Linked DNA regions of Homo sapiens: region 1 is linked to region 2. Evidence: read pairs that join two places in POLR2A ChIA-PET (ENCODE). Cell type or tissue: OCI-LY7. All regions are shown on one strand. Each heading gives the region's core, and the rest is flanking DNA. Links, peaks and the distances in the headings are about the cores only.

What was found. Peaks named below come from ENCODE experiments on the same cell type or tissue, not always from the same donor. Only the 100,000 strongest peaks of a DNase experiment are listed, where the experiment ranks them.
Region 1: POLR2A ChIA-PET joins it to region 2 with 5 read pairs; 3 of 35 experiments call an interaction of 5 or more read pairs at or near these places.

Annotation. Positions count from the first base shown.
Region 1 is chr5:124,541,292-124,549,414 of GRCh38, reverse strand. No RefSeq gene overlaps it. Among named protein-coding and RNA genes, the nearest start is that of LINC01170, 110 kb to the right of the region's middle. In OCI-LY7, for the core only: no CTCF peak of the experiment used is centred there; a DNase peak (open chromatin) is centred at 4,574.
Region 2 is chr5:124,858,841-124,866,963 of GRCh38, reverse strand. No RefSeq gene overlaps it. Among named protein-coding and RNA genes, the nearest start is that of ZNF608, 120 kb to the right of the region's middle. In OCI-LY7, for the core only: no CTCF peak of the experiment used is centred there; no DNase peak of the experiment used is centred there.

The DNA.
Region 1 (8,123 bases), core at 2,099-7,098, 320 kb after region 2:
CATGTTGTCCATCATTCCAGCCAAGCACCTCTGTCAATCTCTATACACTACCTCCAGTTTACAATAAATTGACCAGCCGGATTGTTTGTTTGTTTGTCTTTTGGCTCTTCTCTGTTTCAGAAAAGAGAGAAACAGACTTTCCAAACAAAACCAGTCCTTGAGTTTTGAAAATAAGTCCAATTTCATTGCTTCTATCTTTCCTTTATTTTCCATAGGCCTTTTCTGGGAGACAGACTTTCACAATGGGGATTTGGGAAGTTAAAGCTGTTAGTGCTAAAGAAGTCAAGACAATTTTCAAAGCCTTTCAGCATCATTATAATTAGAGACAGAATTATAGTGAAGTTAGTGGTAATTCAAATTGATCAGCTAGATAGCAGATAATGAATGGTTTGAAACTGGCAAATTTAATGCATATCTACTTGGTGAGTGGATGTGGGTTTCAGTAAACAAAGATAAAACCTGACCACCTAGTTGGCCAAATTTATAAGCCCATGAACCAGTGGAAATGCTACTTATGCAGGTGACAGAGCTTAGCACTGTAGGGTTTTCAGAGAAAATGACATTGGCAGGGCATCCTGTTGAGTTTTCTTACCCCCTGCTAAATGACTTTGATTAAGCATTTAAATGCTACTCTTTCTGCAGAAGATCTTGGGAGAACCTACTAGAACCTCAAGTTGTGTTCTTAAAGTGTCTCCATTTTTATCTAGTTGAGTGTTATTTTTTCATTAGGTGGATCCAGTGTAGCTCACAGGCACTCTGATTTTCCAAGGACTTACATAAGCTTGGGCAGAATTATCTTGGCCCGAAGGATTGAGGTAATGACGGGGTAGTGGTGGAAGTGGGAAGGAGGGAGAGAGAGAGATAGATAGATAGAGAAACCCCAATGAAAGTCCTCTTAGAAGATCATCTGTTTTCCCTCACAAAAGTATTCCTTGTTTCAGATCATTCTTTTGAAATAAAAGAAGATAAAAAGGCAACCTAAATCACAGCTTATTTTCTGTTATGCCATTATTTTATTTTCAAGTCTCTTTTTCTTTGAGCGGGGAGAAAAAAACAAGTCTTATGAAGAAATAAATAGGAGTCAATACAAGTATGGTTGGGAAATTATACATTCAACCTGAAGGATGAAGGTTTGGACTATTGTTACTGGGTTTCCAAGAGCTGTGTTGAGACTTGAATTTCATGGTCAAACTCTTAGCATTTTATAGGACTCAAGAAAAAGATTGGTGTTGAATTCTTCAAAGATTTTAGCTTGAATAAGGTTTAGGTTGGAGCTTCAGCAGGAGCTTGCCAGGGATTGGAGAAAATGCCCCTTGAACCCTATTGCCCATGCATCATTACATCACAGATCTCTCAAGGTGGTGGTGCTGCCACTCATGATGTTGACATGTAGTCTCATTACACATTCTTTGATACAAGAGATCTTGATCTTGGGAGATTTAATATTGTTCCTTTTTGGCTTTAAGGTTTAGGAAGCAATAGATCTAGTTACTTATTGTAATTTCCCAAGCCTTGAAGAAAAAAATTTTTTAAAAAACTAGCAGAAACTGTGGTTTCCTTTTCACTTTCTTGTTTGTAATTCCAGTCATAGGGCTTGTTATAATAAGTAAAAATTCTCTCAAGTTGACATCTTCTATCATACACTATTACTGCTTCAAAATCCATGTATGTATTTTCACCAGAAGTGCTAAACCTTTGAGAGAAGCAGGTCTGACAATTGAGTGTCTGGCTGGAAATCATTTACTATCGATGGTCACTCAGCTCAAGATTGTATCGCTGAAATGACTTAGGAAGAAAAATCAATAATACTCACAGACTGTGCAGTCCTCTTAGAGGATCATCTGTTTTACCTCACAAAAGTATTCTTTGTTCCAGATCATTCTTTTGAAATAAAAGAAGATAAAAAGGCAACCTAAATCACAGCTTACTTTCTGTTATGCCATTATTTTATTTTCAAGTTCTATTTTTTTGAAGGGAAGAAAAAAACAAGTCTCATGAAGAAATAAATAGGAGTCAATACGAGTAAGATGGAAGGCTAACGTGGGTGTGCTTGTATTATAATTTCAATTGCTCAGGTTTTCAACCGAGAGAAAACCTGCCTAGTGTATAATTAATAATATCTCAATTTCAAATTGTTGGATGAAAGATGAACAGTTTTATTCCCATAAAATGGCTTTTGTGAGTGGAGGATTGACTTCACACTCACACATGCATACACACTAACACAAACATACACAGGGCACACATGGGTCACCATCACTTCCATTCTCAGTTAGACATTACACTTTCATTGTTCCTCTAAATTGAATTCTTTTATGTTTTACCCTAGCCTGGACCCGGACCACATTTTGGAACAGCATTCTGGTGAAATGCAGTGGGACTGGGCATGCCTAATCTGGGAGAGGAATGACATAAGTTATTGAAATATAAAATTGAAATCCTCCTGGAGTACATCCACACCAAAAGCTAAGTGAAGGAGTGAGATGGACTGGATTTTCCTTAGTTGCTCAGAAGGAAAAGCACAAATGGCCTACCATCGCAATTGGCCTGGAGCTCTCCTTGGTGCTGAGATAGCACCCGAGGGAGTTTCTCACATGGTGCTGACCTATGTGTGCCTGATGGGTTAGACTAGATCAGTCATTTTCACAGGGGGTTGTGTACCAAAGAGGCATAGGAGGTGGTTTGACAAGGAACAAGGACAAGAAACAGCATGAAATGAGTTTGAGTTTATGGTGAGAACATTATTCCTTTAATAAAGTCCTCATCTTCACCTCCTCACCATCAGTGTTTATGTGACTGTTAGAACCCAGATGATCCCATCTCCTTTCACCTCCCTCATCCTTGTCTTTTTTCTTTATTTATTTTAATGAGATAAAAGCTCTGCGGATGCTTATTCCTTTATCTGGATTTTACCTGCATTTCTGGCTCCTAGCTTTGGAGAATTTCTGCTCTGGTTTTAATTTGAGAGACCTAATGCATATCTTAATAGAAAGTGCAAAGAGATGAATCCATTCTACTCCTTTGGTCTATTTTTAACACCATGGCTGATTTGGTGGCTTTAAGAACTATATTTTTCAATGTGTTAAGCTATCTGAGGAAGCTGAGGGTGTAGATAAGAAAGCTAAAAAAATTTCTTTCTGTATTAAAACAAAGGATATATTTTTTGGTTTTGATGAAACTGGTCTCTATTAGAAGCATATCATGCCTTCAAGAGCTTATTTCAGTAAGGAGGAGGAAACAGGAGTTTCAGATTAAGATTGCAAATGATAAACTGATTGTGGTGTTGGGTGCTAATGCCAATAGAAAGTTAACTGTGCCTGTATATTTGTGAGAGTTGTTATTGTTTTTCTTAGGGCTTTAATGACAAAGTTCCATAGATTTTGTCCCAACACTATTTTCCCCCAAAGCCCTATTATGTACAGCCTGCAGTTTTACAGAATCTATGGCTTTTGTGTGTGTGTTCATGGAGTTATCACAGAAATGGTTGTAAAACATCTTGAATAGTTCAAGTTCATATTCTTGGGCACGAATGTAACCAGTCTTTTGCCAGTACAGAAAAGGCAACTGAAGACAGCACTGCATAGACATGAGGCACTTTGCAAAGTCCAGGGGCCTCCAGTATTCAGCCCATGCCACAAATGCATATGGGCCTAGACACTAGTTATTTTGGCTCATGGACCAGCTGCAGCCTTTGTATTCTCCTTCCTACCCTGTGGGAAAGAGATACTGTTGGTTAAGCTCAAGGACTTACAAACCTTCTAGCCCAGGAGAGTTAGCCCTTGTTCCTTAATACATTTTTTTTTTTTGAGACAGGGTCTTGCTCTGTTGCTCAGGCTAGAGTGCAGCATTGCCATCATGGCTCACTGCAGCCCCAACCTCCTGGACTCCTGGGCTCAAGCAATCCTCCCACCTCATTTTCTTAAGTAGCTAGGACTACATATGTGCACACTACCATGCACAGCTTTTTTTTTTTTTTCTTTTGTAGAGACAGGGACTCACTATGTTGCTTAGGCTGATCTTGAACTCCCGGGTTCGAGCAATCTTCCTGCCTTGGCCTCCTTAATGCATTCTTGGTTGCATTTGAGAACCAAGTCATCTGCTTTTCAGGTGTTGTGCCTTCTGCGTGGTCAATGCTGCCACATCTCTATCTGGACACATCAGGAAAAAAAAGCATTGGAATTTTGGCAAACTTGGCAAGTGTTATGTATGCCCCTCAATTTATACGTGTATTGTGTACTTTGAGTTCTACAATAGAATCTGTTTTTTTTTCCGGGTGAATTGTATGACATTCGCTGGATTACTTCAGCCCTGGGTTTTGGGTCCTAGGAACTGAAATGTAGACAGCATTTTAATCCTAACATCCTTTCCTGGCCTGGCATGTAAAGCACCTGACAGTTACTCTGTTTCTTTCTGTGAAGTCTCAGAATAGTCACCACACCACAGTCCTTCTTCTGGGTTTGGCTTCACTGGACTTGACAAGTAACTGGTGTTCTCTCCAATGGCAGCTGACTCATAGGCTGACTTGTGGTCTAAAAGGAGTGTTGCCTGAGAGTTCAGTTCAGCTCTTGATGAGCTAACCAGCCAACCCTGTCACATTGTCACCTGAGTGGCTTTGAACTTCAGACTCTTGGCATTAGTTGGTTACAGCAGGGGGAGACCAATTAGAGACTCAGCCACAGGGAGAGTAGCTGCATCACCCACTCTCGTGCAGCACCTGAGAGGGCAACAGCAGAAGTTAGCTGCTGAGGGGATAAGATGGTTTGGTAGCTGCTTTTGGTGGCATTGTGTCTTGAATGAAATTCTGGCCTCTGTAAGGCTTGGCTGGGCTTAATTGGGTTGATCTGCTGACTTCCTGGCTTTCCTGTGAATTCTTATCTAATAGTGTGTTTTACCATTTCCTGGCTGAGGGGCTGAGGGTGAGTAGGAGGTGGGGTTTGAGGAAGTTTAAGCCCATTTGTATCTGCGTACAAGTGCAAGGATGTTTCTTTCCATCCTACTTGCTCCCCATGGGGTATCCAAGTCCCTGTCCTTCTTTGAAGCTTATTGAAACTGGGTATGTTGTTGAGACTGACAATATCTTGGGCCAGATTGGCACTGTACTCCCAGAGGTTCACTGAGGATGTACTGCCTGCTCTCACAGCAAGGTTTTTGTGGGGTGCAATGTGGGAAGGAGACGCAGCACAGCTCTTTAGAGAAGGGGGTTGCATTGCTTGTGGGTAAGGACTAGACAGTCTGAAGAGGTGAGCAGTTCCTAGAAGCTGCTTGCTGCTGACAATACGGGGGATATTGAAGGAGGAGAGGCCAGGCAACCCAAGGGACCTGATGTCACTACTGCCTCATGGTCACTCCAAGCCCCTTCTCATGGCAGACCTGTACATGTCCCTCTCCTTTGGTTCCTTCCCTCAGCACCCTTCTTTCCCCACCCTTGGGAAGCCAAGGTGATCTTGGTGTATATGCAGGGGAAGGGGCAGTAGTTCTTATTCCTTTTGCTTTTTCATGTACTTTAATTTCTGGCTCTTCCTCTCAGGATACTAGAACCTTGAAACCCTACCCAGTCAGACTTTATTTTTCTTTACTTTTTAGTGCAGTAACCCTCCCTCGAGGCAGTGAATGCCACGAGCCTTGCTATTTGAATGAGGGAAAGAGAGTCCAGGGAGTGAGGTTGGTAGGGGAGCCTCTACCATAATGAAGAGAGGATAAAAAGAACTCTGGTTAATAAACATGTACAACAAATCCCATGACCTTTTACAAGTAACCCGAGCAAGTCTCTTTTGTGCATCTTGAAGGAGCCTAACATGTATCTTTGAGTCTCTATAGCGCAAAATATTTCCAAACCTCAGCGAGTGGGCCATCTTTTTCAGATAATAGGATAAGTTATAGTACATCTGAGTTACTTGGAAGGCCTTTGAAGTTTAAAACACACCTGTAAAACCGAAATGGAGGAGAATAAATGCAGGCCATTAAACTCTTAAGATATTGATCAAATAATATCTTGAATACCAGGCTTCCATTTAGGATGGATCCAAATATAACAATTTATTCAAGTGGCCAAGTCAAAGAAATAACTTAGGAATGAGCAAAATCAACAGGATAGAATCTCTGATTTGGAGCACAAAAGCAACTGCAGGTTGTGTTAAAATACCTACCAAGCTTTCTCTTGAATACACTCAATTACAGGTGAAGCTCCTAATGAAGATGAACAATTGCAATCAAATGGAGCTAGCTAGTGAAGACCGCAAGGCCAGAGGCTGTGTTTACCAAAGAGGCTTTTGAAAACAACAAAACTACATAATGGTGAAATCTTCCAGTTTTTGTGAAGTGCAATTATGATCATCTGGTAGTAAATGTATTACTCCTTTTGTAGATAGTTGCCATCAAATACACATCTCTTCTGTTCTGCAATTCGAGTCAATTAAATGTTTTATACAAAGAATTCTCAATCAGTCGCTGCACATCTCTGTAAAGTGCCTAAGTTTGCACAGCGAAAGTTTATAGGACACCACACTTCCCAGGAAGGCAGAATTATTTAAGAGGGTTATTATGCTGAGGACAGAAGGGACAAGAATAAAAGGTCATTTGTGTTCCATGGTTACTTACCAGGTAAATATGCAAATAGCAGATGCTACTAAAATTAAATGCATCTGAATGCAATCAGCCATCATAATTATATGTTGCACCAAACTTCTCTAACAACTATGAAGATAGAAGTCGGTTGTTCAGGGAAAGCTTCCCAGAGGAACTGACTTGTAAGGTGAGTACTAATGAATGAGTAGGAGGAAGAGTATTCTACAAGGTAAGGGTAAAGTATTCAGCAACTTAAGGGAAAAAGTGTGGTTCATTCAAAGAGCTGAATATTTAATATGGCTAAATTATGGAGCATATTATGTGTTTGCCTGTGTGTTTGTATGGGTGAGGTGGGCTGGTGTGTGGAGGGATGAAATATAAATACAAGGAGATGTGATCAGAAACACTAGCAAAAGTTGGACCATGAAGAGCCTTGTTGGCAAGAGTTAGGAGTTTAGACTATCCTAATGACAACCAGTGAAAAGGCATTGATAGATTTTAATCTGGAAGAGGATGACATAATTCTGTTTACATTTTGAGAGTATACCTCTCTGGGCTTGTGCAGAATGGACTGGAGATGATGGTGGCCCAAGCTAGGGTTGAAACAAGGAAAGGGAGAAAGGGACAGAGTCAAGTGACATTTAGAAGGAAGACTCAATAGGATTTTGTGATAGATTGAACAGGAGGTGCTAGTTGTAGAGACAAAGTAGGATTTGAGTTTCCTGGATTAGGCAACAGGGGTGTTGGTTGTGGCATTAATTAAGTTGTGAGGAACAGGAGGAGGGAGAGTTGAGGGACATGATTGGTTATAATCCTAGGCTTTAGTCCATTCATCTGAATGGAGCCTCTCACCTAGATGAGGAGGATGGTGTGGGTCTAAGAGACCCTAAAGAGAGGTCCTTAAATGTCTTTTTTTTTTTTTTCTAACAAATCACCCTCATATGGTGGATCATGAGAGCTGAGGAAGTCTTCCTTTTTGTACTTAGTAATTAAGTTCCCAGCATAAAACCTCAGCTAAAACAATCAATGGACCATCCTGTTGCTTCCAATATGGTAGCCCAGGCCACTGCCCTGAGGACAGCCCCAGTGATTGCTCTCTAGCTCTAAGTGTGACAAAACTGCCAACACCATGGCTAGACAGGTTCTTTCAGATCAAAGCCATGGAGAACCCAGTTTACTGGCCAAACTTGCCATGTTGGCAAAGCTGGTTCCACTTTTCTCTTCCCTATGGAGAAGATGGACTAAATTGAACAAATTGTCTCATTTTATTTTTTTCTCTGACTTTGAAAGAGCAATAACTTCAGGGCTGGCACTCCACAAGGGCACCCTACTGAGCCTAGACTGATTCAACCCCCCTCCCTCAGCCCCTTTGTCTCTCTTTCCCAGTGTCCTGACTCTCTCAAAGGGCAGAAATGTTGATCTCGCTTTGTCTTCTAGCTGGTCGTGGGATATATTGATTCCTACTCAGTCCTGTCCCTGCATAGCTGGCAGCAGAGCAGATCTGCTTGGTGATTGTTGATGTGAGCTAATGCCTTGGAGAGGTGTAATGCGGGAAGGCA
Region 2 (8,123 bases), core at 1,693-6,692:
CAGCTCTGCCAGAAGCCCGAGTCCTTCCGGCTGTCAATTAACCACTATCAACTCCTAGATCTGTGTGAGCTGCTGTAGATTTTCTCATCCCAAAACTATGACAGCCCTCATTTGTTAGAGCTGTGTGATGACTTTAAAAATTTCTCAGCAGGAAAGTGTTACCAGCTTTGGGTGTGATGGAAAGAAAAGGGAAGCATGAGGAGCAAGCTGGAGAGAAAGAAAGAGAAAGATAAAAAGGTGTTGGATTACTAAAACTTCATTTCACTCTAAAGATTTCCACACCCAAACAAGAATTCAAACAACATAACGAAAATTGGAGGGAAACGCTAATAAACATAACAACCATAAAAATTAAAAGCAAATTTAAAATATTTAAGCTCTGCTGCAGCCAGAAGCATTAGATTCTTGCTAGTTCTCAAAGAAGGTACACTTCTGCACACTCAACGATGACGGTGCCCGTGTGTCAACACTCGTGGTGGGAGTGGTCAACAAGACTTTGTATGGAAAAGGCTCAACATCTACCCCCGCTCGCCTTTAACATTTCTAAGCTGCTACTATTTCTTGGCCATAAACAGCCTCTTTAGTTATAAGCCAGAAGCCATATCTTTAAAAGTAAGTCTGAGAGAGTTACATTTCATTTTTATTACAAGAAAACGTCATCTTTCAAAGAAAAGCAATGGCAGAGAATGGCAGCTCATGCTAGGGGGCAGGAAATCCTGCTTTTGCCTGACACTCATGGCTCCTTGTTTTAATAACTCATACTATTTCACATAAGCCAACCAAGCATTATTATATTTGAAAACATAAACAGAAGATGGAACAAGCAACATAGTTTTTTTCCAGAGGAAGCATGTTACTATACACAACAGCTCAAGTGTTTTAACAATTGCGTAATTACCAAGATACCCTACAGAGCCCGATCTTTTGACTAGACTGAAGCGTGTTATGTGTGTAAAAATAAAAAAGGCCTCTGTGCAACTTCACCCCATGTTCACCATGCAGTGAGTAAATGGGTGATAAAACAGCAAGTCTCTTAGTCTCTTATTTCTTCTTTTCTTTTTCTTTCTTTCTTCCTTCCTTCCTTTCTTTCTTTCTCTTTCCCTCCCTCCTTTCCTTCCTTCTTTCTTTCCTTCCTTCTTTCTTTTTCTTTCCTTCTTTCTTTCTTTCTTCATCTCATGTTCACCATGCAGTGAGTAAATGGGTGATAGAACAGCAAGTCTCTTAGTCTCTTATTTCTTTTTTCTCTTTTCTTTTTCTCTCTTTCTCTTTTTCTTTCTTTCCTTCCTTCCTTCCTTCCTTCCTTCCTTCCTTCCTTCCTTCCTTCCTTCCTTCTTTCCTTCCTTCTTTCTTTGCTTTTCAGGTGTCACCCAGGTGGGGGTACAGTGGCATGATCATAGCTCATAGCCTCAAACTCCTGGGTTCAAGTGATCCTCCCACCTCAGCCAATGTGGGGATAGAGATGCTCACCACCATACCCAGCTAACTTTTCTCTTTTTTGTAGACACAGGGGTCTCATTATGTTGCTCAGGCTTGTATTGAGCTCCTGGGCTCAAGCAATCCTCCTGCCTCAGCCTTCCAAATAATGCCTGAGATTACTGGTGCAAGCCACCAGGCCTGGCCCTTTATTTCTTCAGCAACGTCTCTGTAAGAAGATCTAGTGGAGACTACAACTTTCCAGTGATTTCATGAAAAATGAAATCATTTTTACCAAGAAGCACTAATGCAAATTCGGAGTTTTGGTTGTTCTTCTTCCTGGATGTGTGAGTATGTGTGTGTGGCAATATACGTAACATAAAACTTACCAATTTTACTATTTTCAAATGTATATTAAACACATTTCAAGTGGTGTTAAGTACATTCACAATGTTGTAGGTACTTCACCACATCCATCTCTAGAACTTTTTCGTCATCCCAAAGAGAAACTCCCCCATTACCCCTTTCCCTACCCACTGGTAACCTCTGCTCTACATCCTGTGTCAATGAATTTGCCATTTTAGGTACCTCACATAAATTAAATTATATAATGTTTGTCCTTCTGTGCCTGGCTTATTTTACTTAGCATGTTTTCAAGATTCATCGACATTGTAGCATGTATCAGAATCACATTTCTGTTTTTAAGGCTAAACATTCATATATATATATATATATATATATATATATATATATATATATATATATATTTGTATGCCACATTTTGTTTATCCATTCATCTGTTGATGGGCATTTGGGTTATTTCCACCTTTTGATTATCATGAATAATGCTGCTATGAACATTGGTGTGTTTGAGTCCCTACTTTCAATTCTTTGGGATATATACCTAGAAGCGGAATTATAAAGTATATACTGTAGTTTTTATGTACAATAATTGTGTTAGCCAGGCCAACACACATGTGTTTCTTTATGTGAGGTAAAAAAATAGAATATAAATTTTACTTAGCAAATATTGGATATTATCATGCTTACATTTCATTTCAACATGGTTTTTTTGTTGTTACTCAAGTATTTGACTAATTATAGGAAGATTTTAAAACTTTAGAAATGGGGGAAGAAACTGAATTCACGCTCTTTCTAATTTTCTTTTAGCAAAAATATAGAGTTTAGGTCTGTCTTAGTCTGTTTTGTGTTGCTATAACAGAATACTTAAAACTGGCCAATTTTTTTTTTTTTTCCGAGATGGAGCCTAGCCCTGTCGCCCAGGCTGGAGCACAGTGGTGCGATCTCGGCTCGCTACAAGCTCCACCTCCCGGGTTCAAGCGATTCTCCTGCCTCAGCCTCCCAAGTAGCTGGGATTACAGATTCACGCCTCCATGCCCAGCTAATTTTTATATTTTTAGTAGAGATGGGGTTTCACCATGTTGGCCAGGCTGGTCTCAAACTCCTGACCTCGTGATCCACCCCCCGCCAGCCTCCCAAAGTGCTGGGATTACAGGCGTGAGCCACCACACCCGGCCTGAAACTGGCTAATTTGTTTTTAAAGATTTATTTAGCTCATGGTTCTGCAGGCTGGGAAGTTCAAGATTGGGCAGCTACATCTGGTGGCTTCTGGTGAATGCCTCATGCTGCATCAGAACATGGCAGAGAAACAAAAGGGGAAGCAGGGCTGGGCACGGTGGTTCACACCTGTAATCCCAGCACTTTGGGAGGCCAAGGCAGGCAGATCACCTGAGGTCTGGAGTTTGAGACCAGCCTGACCAACATGGAGAAACCCCATTGCTACTAAAAATACAAAATTAGCTGGGTGTGGTAGCACATGCCTGTCATCTCAGCTATTCTCGGGAGGCTGAGGCAGGAAAATCGCTTGAACCTTGGAGGCAGAGGTTGCTGTGAGCCAAGATTGTGCCATTGTACTCCAGCCTGGGCAACAAGAGCCAAACTCTGTCTCAAAAAAAAAAAGGGGGGGGGAGGGAAGCAGGCACTTGCCAAAAAGGGCAAACATTAGAGGTGTCCTCACTTTGTAACTACCTGCATTCTTGGTAACTAACCCAGTCCCTTGAGAGTGAGAACTCACTCTTGAGACAAAGGCATTGAGACCTCTTAATGACCTAATTGCTGTTTTTTTTGTTTTTTTATTTTTTTGAGACAGAGTCTTGCTCTGTTGCCCAGGTGGGAGTGCAGTGGCGCGATCTCGGCTCACTGCAAGCTCCACCTCCCAGGTTCATGCCATTCTCCTGCCTCAGCCTCCCAAATAGCTGGGACTACAGGTGCCCGCCACCACGCCCAGCTAATTTTTTTTTTTTTGGTATTTTTAGTAGAGATGGGGTTTCACCATGTTAGCCAGGATGGTCTCCATCTCCTAACCTCGTGATCTGCCCGCCTCGGTCTCCCGAAGTGCTGAGATTACAGGCGTGAGCCACCGTGCCTGGCGCCTAATTGCCTTTTAAAGGTACCACCTCCCAACACTGCCACACTGGGGACCAAGCCTCAACATGAATTTTCGTGGGGACAAATCATATTCAAACAATAGTAAGGTCCAAACTAAAGCACTAACATGGGCAATAAGTATTTTCCTCTGAGTGGTGCATGGAGGAAGAACTTCATGTTTATCAAGAGTTATTATCAGTTGGCAGGGACAGTTGACAAGGTTTCCAACTGCACCCTTCTGTATGCCACTTTTCTCCCTGTAGTGGGAAGATTTTCCACTGCCCACGCAGGGTGTCATTTGGCAAACTGTCCCCCGTTCTTCCTTTTATATTTTTTTCTTTTTAGAGACAAGGTCTTGCTCTGTCACCCAAACTGGAGTACAATGGGATGATCTTCGCTCACTGCAACCTCTACCCCACAGGCTCAAGCAATCCTTCCACCTGAGCCTCCTGAGTAGCTGAGACCACAAGCACATACCACCACAATCAGCCAATTTTTAAGTTTTTTGGAGAGATAAGGTCTCCCTGTGTTGCCCAGGCTGGGCTCAAGTGATCCACCCACATTGGCCTCCCAAAGTGCTAAGATTACAGGCATGAGCCACTACATCTGACCACTGAGCCACCAAGCCCAGCCATCCTTCTTTCCTCCCTACAACCCACTATGCCTTTTGTGAACCAGATAATGCCACTGTTCTGCTCTCAGCTAATGAGAACAGATGGGCACATAATCCAAGGAGGATCAGTCTACAGATTGGCTAGGTGACCAGTGGCCTATGATCCAGGTTTTGGATTGCAAACGTGAACAGAACTAACTGGACTCCTATCTCAGGACATGAGAATCAGAAAACTGTTAATGAATCATGGAGCCACCGAAGAAGTGGGCAAAGATGGTACTAAGAATGCTATGAGATTGTCAGGTTTGGAAAGGACACTGTAAGCCAAAGTTACATGCAAGCTGAAATTATGAGGGAAAAGAGAAAGTCATATATTAGAGAAAAAATGCATCAGATACACAGGGAGAAGTAGATACATCTTGTGAGATGACACAGTCCATGAGGATGATGGCAGAGCTGCTTGCAAGAGCTGCCTTTGTGTCTAAGTCTTGCCATTTCAAGGTCTCTCCATGTATTTCTTTACCAATAAACCCTTTTGTTGAGTTAACTGGAGTAAGTCTCTGTCCCTTGCAGTTTAATAAACCTAATTGAAACTCTCTCTTCTATTGTTTCTTCTTCTATATCTACCATCTTCCAATGTCTCTTATTATCCTTCTAAGCCCCTTTCTTTCTTTTTTCTTCTTTTCTCCCCCATGCCTCATCCCTACCTATGCCTCAGGCATACTGCTAGGGCCCATCCTTATAGAAGACCCTAAAAAATGGAAAAGAAATAACACAGCAGTCTGGATATTTTTTAAGTGGCAACTTTATTGAGATGTGTATCATAATTCAGTATTTTAAAGTATACAATTTAGTGGGTTTTAGTATATTCAGAGTTGTACAGTCATCACAACTGTTTAATTTTAGAACATTTTCATCATCCCAAAAAGAAATCCCATACCCATAAGCAGTCATTCTCCATTTCCTCCTCCCCCTAGTCTCTGAGAACCACCAATCTACTTTCTGTCTCTACAAAGTTGCTTATTCTGGGCATTTCATATAAATACATTATGTACAAAATACAATAATTACAATACATGAGTAGCTTCTTTCACTTAGCATAATGTTTTCAAGGTTTTTCCATGTTGTTGCATGTACGAGTACTTCATTTCATTTCATCATTGAATAATATTCCATTGTATGGGTATACCACATTTTGCTAATTCACTCATATGTTGATAGGCCTTTGGGTTGTTTCCAGTTTGGGGCTGTTATGAATACTCCTGCTGTGAATATCTGCATACAGGTTTTTGTGTAGACATGTTTTCAGTTATCTTTGGTATATACCTAGGAATGGAATCGTTGGGTCATATGGCATAATGCAATATATTTAGTTGTCTTTTTGCTCCCCTTTCCCTTCTGCAGACCTTTGGCAGGTTTTGCAGCTATCACTCTATTATTTTCTTTATATTTTCTTTGCACGTTCCTGTTTTCAGTACATCTTTCCATTTTTCTCTTCTCTCTACTTTTCCTTTTATCTCATTATTTGAGTACATTTTTTAAAAAAACTCATCCTTAAGTAGCTTTCCCTGATGGCTTTTATTATATTTCCTTTACAATATTTTTCTTCTCTCTCCCTGTTGCTGATAATGCTTGAATAAACCCAGCTTCACCTAGAGGGAAATAAGTATCATGTTAGATACTTATTTCCCTCTAGGAATAGAATGACTTGAAGTAGTTCCGTAGAGTAAGAACTTCATAAACAGAAGCACATATTTAAGGGTGCATAGACAGAAGACTACAGTAGCTCATATTTAAATGACCATTGTGGTCATATTTTTATTCCTGTATTTGCCAAGTCTGACCACAAAACTTGATGTTGACCTGCAGTCTCTTCCATCCATCCATCTAAACAAACTGCAAATACAATGTGACTCCCAGGTAATTGCTGCGCTGCTGCTATAGGCTATGTCACCATCAGCAGTACTAACCCTTTGCCTCGGGCACCATATGAACAGTGACAGGCGAATCACCCTGATGAGATGAAGAACTCTAAGTGGATTGAGGGAGGCCTTTGACTCATCCCAGCCCCACAGCTTCCCACTCAGATGTGCTCTTACATTATTCCCACTGTAAACTCAAGTCAGAAGCCGAAAAGCACCAATTTTGCTCAGGGAGATGATTCAGTATTTTTAAAGTTTTTGACTGCTGACCAATTAAAAACCAGATGATACTGTTAACAACCTCTAAATAAGCCACGATTTAGAACCATAGAAGGCACCAAAGCACCTACCAGCCCTCCATGCTCAGTGTGAGTTTGAGAGAAATTCAAAGATAATTACAATGATGAGGAGGATGCTGATGACCTTAGGGATACTGGGCATGACTCACATCATTAACTGGAAAGCAGCAAATTCTGTTTCCTAAATATATCTCCAGTGAGCCTCCTATTTACTCCATTTCAGTATTTTTTTTCAAGATTCTGAAATAGTATCCATTTCCAGTTAATGATTTGACTGCTGCCCAATGTCCCTAAAGCCTTCACCATCATCTTTACCATTGTAATTATCATTGAATGTTTTTATACTCATACTGGGTACGGCTGCATATTAGATGAAGTAATGTGGCTGATTTCACATGTAACTTAAAAAGCATAGTTTCATCCATATTTAGTCAAACCACGTAGTTTATGCTATTGAAAATCTACCATTACTAAGACATTTGTTAACAAGCACTTTGCTAAGCCTTTCAGTCTGTGAATGGGGAAGTTGACACATTTTTCAAAAGGGAAAGCCACACAAGCTCATATTCCTAAAATTCATTAATATCATCATTTTGTAAAAGCCATTGGAGATTTTTCAGGACAAGGAGTGACATAAAGAAGCCTGATCCCCAAATTGGTTGGCATTGCCCTTAACTTACAATTTTGAATACTATTCATTGTGTCAGGCAATAGGACTTTTGAGGGTATGGTGGATACGAACAGTAATGAGTTTTGCTTTTATTTTAATTTTTGTGCTCTTTATTATCCAATATACCAAACCCCTTTCCAAATAAAGAGCTGGTGCCAATATCAGTCAGGGATTTTCTATCCATGAGTGTATTCTTATTCCTGTGTGATCAGACTTCAGAAAGAGTTCTAAAACAAGCAGTGCTGGTGGTGCTGGATTTTAGAGCAGAGATGCTATAAAAAGTGCACATTAGAGAAGTTTTGGATAACACAGCATGATGCAAATTGCTACCATACGCATCACTTACTGGAACCACGCCGATCTCAGCAGAGGGGACAGGAGTGACATCACCAGCACTGTGACTTGAACCACCCTCAGGAAAACACAGCTGATGGGACAGCAATGGTTGTAACAGCACAGAGACCTAGCAATGCACGCCATGTGAGACCAATCAAGAAGCAGTTGCTGGAGTTCTCAGTTTCATTTCTCAAATTTTATAGCTAGACCACATAAAAAAATTTATAAGAGAAGCCTGGGACATTTGGAGGCAATGAAGGGAAGTGGCACACTGAGCATCATTTTATTTTGTTCTTATCAGGTAAGAAATCACCAGAAATGAAAGCTTTCATAGTATCAGCGTTAATAACAAAATGACCTGTACAACAAGAACAGTTCAAGGGCTACTCTGTCCATTTCCTATGCCAAATAGCTCTTGCATT